Linked DNA regions of Homo sapiens: region 1 is linked to region 2. The links are chromatin contacts, found by Hi-C or POLR2A ChIA-PET in ENCODE. All regions are on one chromosome and are shown on one strand. Each heading gives the region's core, a stretch centred on a gene start or an enhancer-like site at or near the end of the contact. The rest is flanking DNA. Distances are from core to core; before and after follow the strand shown.

Evidence for each region. A loop is a pair of places that touch in the nucleus more often than their neighbours do. ChIA-PET counts read pairs that join two places held with the same protein, here RNA polymerase II (POLR2A). Pooled maps may share reads with other maps.
Region 1: a loop to region 2 is called in a map of B cell, with 14 times the contacts of the local background. The contact joins the promoter of ZNF862 here to the promoter of CASP2 in region 2. A Hi-C loop is called at or near these places in 1 of 168 maps with a recorded cell type or tissue (B cell) and 3 of 50 pooled maps. POLR2A ChIA-PET finds 5 or more read pairs at or near these places in 1 of 52 experiments (WTC11).

Annotation. Positions count from the first base shown.
Region 1 is chr7:149,836,871-149,839,987 of GRCh38, forward strand. ZNF862 (zinc finger protein 862) reads left to right here and starts at 1,505. Exons shown (of 8, transcript NM_001099220.3): 1 at 1,505-1,765. The coding sequence starts at 1,742. RefSeq lists a silencer at 1,581-2,040.
Region 2 is chr7:143,286,812-143,289,604 of GRCh38, forward strand. CASP2 (caspase 2) reads left to right here and starts at 1,540. Exons shown (of 11, transcript NM_032982.4): 1 at 1,540-1,718. The coding sequence starts at 1,645. TMEM139 (transmembrane protein 139) reads left to right here. Exons shown (of 3, transcript NM_001282876.2): 3 at 1-1,237. The coding sequence ends at 18. RefSeq lists a silencer at 1,167-1,916.

The DNA of each region.
Region 1 (3,117 bases), core at 255-2,754, 6.6 Mb after region 2:
GTGGTGAGTGGCAGGCCACTTGGAATCCACAGAGTCCTCACTCTCTGCCTTCTCCTCCACATTTCTTGTGTCTCATTCTTTTTTTCAGTAATGCAGACTCCCCTACACTCCTCGAACGGAATTTAGGTCTATTCAACCTTGGCCAGAAGAGCAGAGCTGGATAATGGAAAACGCTTACTTGAAGCCTGTGTAACATGGTGAAACCCTGTCTCTACTAAAAATACAAAAAAATTAGTTGACCATTGTCTTAATCTCTATGTGCTTCTGTAACAAAATCCCTGGAACTAGGTAATTTATAAATTATGGATACTTATTTCTTATGATTCTGGAGGCTGGGAAATCCAAGATCAAAGCACCAGCAGTGTCTGTGTCTGGTGAGAGCCTGGTCTCTGCTTCCAGGAGGGCACCTTTTTGCTCTGTCCTCACATGGCAGAAGGCAGAGGGGCAGAAGGGCAAAGGGCCTAGCTAGTTCCCCCAGCACGCATGTGGTCACTAACACCTTCATGAAGGCACATCCCTGCCCTGGCCCCCTAAAAGTCTTTTTTTTTTTTGAGACATGGTCTTGCTCTGTCACCCAGGCTGGAGTGCAGAAGCGCCATCCCGGCTTACTGCAGCCTCGACCACCCAGGCTCAAGTGATCCTTCCACCTCACAAAATTATTTTATTTTTATAGAGATGGGATCTCTCACTGTGTTGCACAGGCTGGTCTCAAACTACTGGGCTCAAGTGATCCTCCTGTCTCAGCCTCCCAAAGAGTTGGGATTAGAGGTGTGAGCCACCGCACTTGGACAAAACTTCTTATAAGGACACTAATCCCACCATAAGGGCCTGACCCTCACGACTTCATCTAAACCTCCCAAACGCCCCATCTCCTGGGAGGGGAACACCGGTCAGTCCATTGCACCTCCTTTACCTGGCAGACCCTACCTCTTGCTTTAATTCTGCTGAGGCATCACTTCCGCAGGAAATCCTTGACTAAGCACCTCATATCCCCCACCGCTTCACTCTAAGGTGACAACGCGGGCTTTAATTCATGTTTTGTGCTTACCTCTTTCATAGCCCTTGTCTCTGTTTTGTAATTATCTGTTTCTGGTCTGATTCCCTAATAGATCGTGAGTTCCTTGAAGGCAAGGCCTTTGTCTCATTCAACTGTGTTCTCCCAAACCCTAGAACACGGCCTGACCCATGGTAGGCAACCAATGATACTTTTTGAGTGAATAGAACAAAAAGTATTGCCCTCCTTAATAAAAGAAAACCTAGAACTTCAAGGCTGACATTGGCCTTCGCGTAGCCCAATCAGAGCGCTTTGCCCTTGCTGCAGAGGACTAAAGGACGCCACGCCGCCGTTGCCTAGTAACTGTCGCCGGAGGGAGGCGGGGAGGGTCGCAAGCGCGCCGCCGGCGTCCAATCAGGACCTGCGTTCCGGGAGCCAATAGCAGCTTCGAGAGCCGCTCACCTAGAGCGGACTACACTTCCCGTCACGCCCCGCCGCCTGGGGCTGGGCAGTGACCGTAAAGCTGTTCGCTCGGTGCGACGCAAGTCTCAGCTCAGCGCGCTTATCCTGGGTCCACCGGCGCTACCGCCCCCCGACGTGAGAGAGCGAAGTTCTTGGGCCGCGCTCCCTCCCTACCTGGGTGCCCTCCCCCTCCGGGAGCCTGGGTCCCCGGGGCGGTCGCGGCGGCTGCATCCTCAGGCCAGGCCGCGGGGGGAGGGGGCGGCACGGGCCTCCGAAAGCGGGGCCATGGAGCCCAGAGAGTCGGGGAAGGTAGGACTGGAAGGCCCGGGGGCCGCCCGCTCCCTCCCGAGGATCCCCGAGCCGGGCTCGGGCGAGGCGGGGCGGCTCGGGCGGAGGCCCCGCAGATGAGCCAGGCTTGCAGGGAAGGACTCGCCGGCCCGCCCTCTCTTCCCGCACTTCGGCGCCCGACCCCGGGAGGGTGGCGGAGAGGAGCGGACGCTTCCGTTCGGTGTCCGCGCATCCTCCCCGAGCTGCCGAGCGTCCGCTGGGTCGATGCTGGGTTGGGTGACCCCCGAGTGGAGCGATGCGAAGGTGCTTCCTGTTTTCCCCACCACCTTCGGCGTTTTGAAGAGGCCCTGCTAAGGCTTGGAGTCTGGATCGGACGCCAGTGGGAGCTGCAGGGTGGGACGCTTGAGGGCTTGACCCTGCCTAGATCCTCCTTACCAAGAAAGGGCTGAAAAGAGAGGGCATCTGGCATGCTTTTTGCCACTTCTGTTTCTAGGTTATGTACTTCATGGAATATCTGGGCATTGCTTAGAAACCTGTGTCATAAATTGGCTTTGGGCAAGAGGCTTTGAGTTGGAAGAAAAGGTGGAAAGAAAGTGCTTGGGGGCGGAGTTCAGGGATTTGACGGGATTGCCAGCGCTTCCAGGCCGTGTCATCCAAGACCAGTGTGGTTGTGGGCACATTAGCTTGGAGACAGTGGCAGCCTCTTGGGACTAACATCTTTCTGGATGTTGTTTGCTGCCAGTTCTTGAGTATTGTTTCTTATTTGGCACAGAGGAGAATTCTCTCAACAAACGTTTTCGACTGTTTATTGAGTCCCTTAAAAAACTGTCCATTTAATAAACATTTGTGATCTGTGATTTGCATTGAACGAGATGCTGGAAGTATGAGGATAAATAGGAAATGATCACCTTTCTCAAGGAGCTCTCCTGCAGTTTTCACTTCAATAACTTGGACACGCCTGAAAGGGTTGTCCCACACGAAAAGAGAGAAAAGGATAATGAGGTTCTTTTGATGCTGTAGTTTTTCCTGGGAAGACTAGGAAGGACTCTGAATTTCAAAAGAGGTGATTTCTCGCATGAGCATCTCTTCCATCCTCCCTCCCTCCACAAGCTACAGTGATGCATGTAGCAGACACGGCACCTACAGAGTACGTGGTCCAAGCCAATAAAGCTCAACAAAACCCAAGCAAAGATGGAGCTTATGGCCCTTACCCTTTGGAAATATCCCCAGATTGGTTTAGATTGAACCTGAATTTGAATAAAGAGAAGCAAAATGTAGGGGGAAGAAGGATTATAAAATATTGGGATTGATATTGGTATCAGTGATTTGAAGTTGATTTCCAAGCTATTCTGTTCAGTCAGAGGCTTTCTTAG
Region 2 (2,793 bases), core at 290-2,789:
AACTGGGCACCCCCTTAAATGACTCTCCCAAGATTTCTCTTCTCTCCACACCAGACCTCGTTCATTTGACTAACATTTTCCAGCGCCTACTATGTGTCAGAAACAAGTGTTTCTGCCTGGACATCATAAATGGGGACTTGGACCCTGAGGAGAGTCAGGCCACGGTAAGCCCTTCCCAGCTGAGATATGGGTGGCATAATTTGAGTCTTCTGGCAACATTTGGTGACCTACCCCATATCCAATATTTCCAGCGTTAGATTGAGGATGAGGTAGGGAGGTGATCCAGAGAAGGCGGAGAAGGAAGAAGTAACCTCTGAGTGGCGGCTATTGCTTCTGTTCCAGGTGCTGTTCGAGCTGTTAGAACCCTTAGGCTTGACAGCTTTGTGAGTTATTATTGAAAAATGAGGATTCCAAGAGTCAGAGGAGTTTGATAATGTGCACGAGGGCACACTGCTAGTAAATAACATTAAAATAACTGGAATGAACTCCTGATCCCAAAGCCTATTGTGTTTTCAACACAAGGTAATAGGAAGCCAAGCAACTTGCATGTCTCCCAATCCCTGTCTAGGGACAGCTGCTGGTGCAGGATGGAAGACTTCCTATAAACAGAATGGGCGACCAATTGTGTCTACAGAGGGGGTGGGCTGAGCATGGGCACGCATGTCCCCAGCCTCCTGGACGAGCAAAGTCAGTCAAAGCGCTGGTGATCCCTGCTCCGCGTGCGTAGCAGTGTCTGTGCCTCTCCTGCCCAGGGGCTAGAGAGCAGTCTCCAGTGCAGGGTCCCCATCCTATCTGAAAACAGTGGAGTCAGTGACCCCAGGTGGAGGGACTTCCAGTTTTAACAATGGGTTGGTATGAAGGCCAGAAGGAGTGAAACATGTGAACTTTCTGGCGAGGAGACTCCCTCTTGAATCATCCATATGTAGCCCCGGGGTCACTTGCGAAGAGTCTCTAACAGCTTCTGCCTCACTCCTAAGCTCTGACCGCTAGGCTTTCACCCCAGCCGCCGGTCCTGATTCCTGAGATCCCAATATTGAGCACCAGGTTTCCTGGAATTGTGTGCTGCGGCTGTGATGTAGGTTTCGGTCGCTGGAAGCTGCTAAACCATAGCTGACGCCCCCTCCTAAGCCAGCCTTCCTTCCCCGCGCGGGCATCTGTCCAGGGCCTTGTCGCGCTCTCAGTCTCCTTCGCAGCCTGGCCCCAACCGTTCAACTTCAATAAAGCAAAACTCCAGCCACGCCCGTCTCCGTGAAGTTATCGCCATAGGCCGGCCAGGGGGCGCGAGAGGCACCGGGGTGATTTCCGCGGGAATCGATAACCAATCGGATTCCCAGGCCGAACGGAGCACACCCGCCCGCCCTCGCTCTTTCCCCGCCCTTTGCCCCGCCCCGCTCCTTCCCCTCCTTTTGTCTGTCCGCCGAGCACCCCACTTCACCCCATTGGACCGCGCGGCCGCCGCTAGAGCTCTGCGCCTGCGCACGCACCGGGCCGGGGACTGGGTGGCCTGGTGTGTGGGCGCGGCAGGGCGCAGGCGCAGGCGCAGTGTGCGTCCGCGTCTGAGGGGAGGGATGTGGGGGAAGCGACGGCCCCCGGTTTGTTTGGGCTGTGGGCGGTGCGCAGCGGAGAGCCCGGGAAAAGCGGGAAATGGCGGCGCCGAGCGCGGGGTCTTGGTCCACCTTCCAGCACAAGGAGCTGATGGCCGCTGACAGGGGACGCAGGTAAGTAGGGAACGGTCTTAGGGCTCCTTAGGGGAGCCCAGGGAAGGGGAGCGTGGCCCCCAGGCGTGCGGCCCTGCAGCCCCCTCCCCTCGGAGCCCCGGAAAGCAGCCGTGTCCGCGCTTCCTGCCAAGGGTGGGACGCCCGCCCGAGCCGCTCCGAGCCTGACTCCGCGCAAGGGCCCGCGGGCGGACCTCTTGGCCTTGTCTCTCGTGGGAAAAGACTGCCCCAGCCTCCCTTTGTTCAACCCACGAGGGTTCTAAAGGGGAGGTCTTTGCAGTCCTGCCCGCTCTTGGGTTCTCTTGAAGATTCTTCATCCTTTCCTCTGGCTCCCTTATGAGGGAAACTATAAAAAGACCATACTCTGTCTCCTTAAAAATCGACGAGACCTTCTGCAGACCTCGGTGCTCTGCCTGATGTGCATTTGATTTGTATCGATTGTATCATGATCTGCATGGCTTTGCATAGAATGACCAGATTTTCAAAGAAGTCAATACAGGGTTTGGAAATTGAGTACTTTTGGCAGAACAAGGGGGTTCCTGTGGCTCCGAGTGTCCATGCCTCTGCCCCGGTCATTCCATTTCATGGCAGTCATCACCCAGGAGAACATTGTAATGCCTCCTGCTCGAGACTGAAGATTAAGGTCTTCGCAAAGGGAACCTGCAGAAGGACACAGAATTAAGACGTAGGAACTCCGTGGTGCCCTTCGCCCCTCCTCCCCTTCCAGTTGTGTCCTGAAATTCTAAATGATTGGAAACTTTTATAATGTTCACGTTTAAGACTCTCATACTACAGAGTAGAGGAAGGAGCGGGTGTGCAGAGGGGGTGATGCTTCAGATTAAAACTAAAGAGTTGATTGAAAATTCAAGTCTGGAACTCGAGAGAGTTAAGAACTATAAGTCAGTAAGTTGCAAGTATGGGTGAGATTGTCTAGGGAAAGGCTCTTTGAAGGGGCGTCCCTAATGGAATATCAATATTAAGGGCAGGCCAAAGGCCCTCTAAAGAAAACAGGAACTGGGTAGGCAGAGAGAAGACTCCCAAAGAATGCTGTCATGGAAACCAGAGGAAGAGAACGATT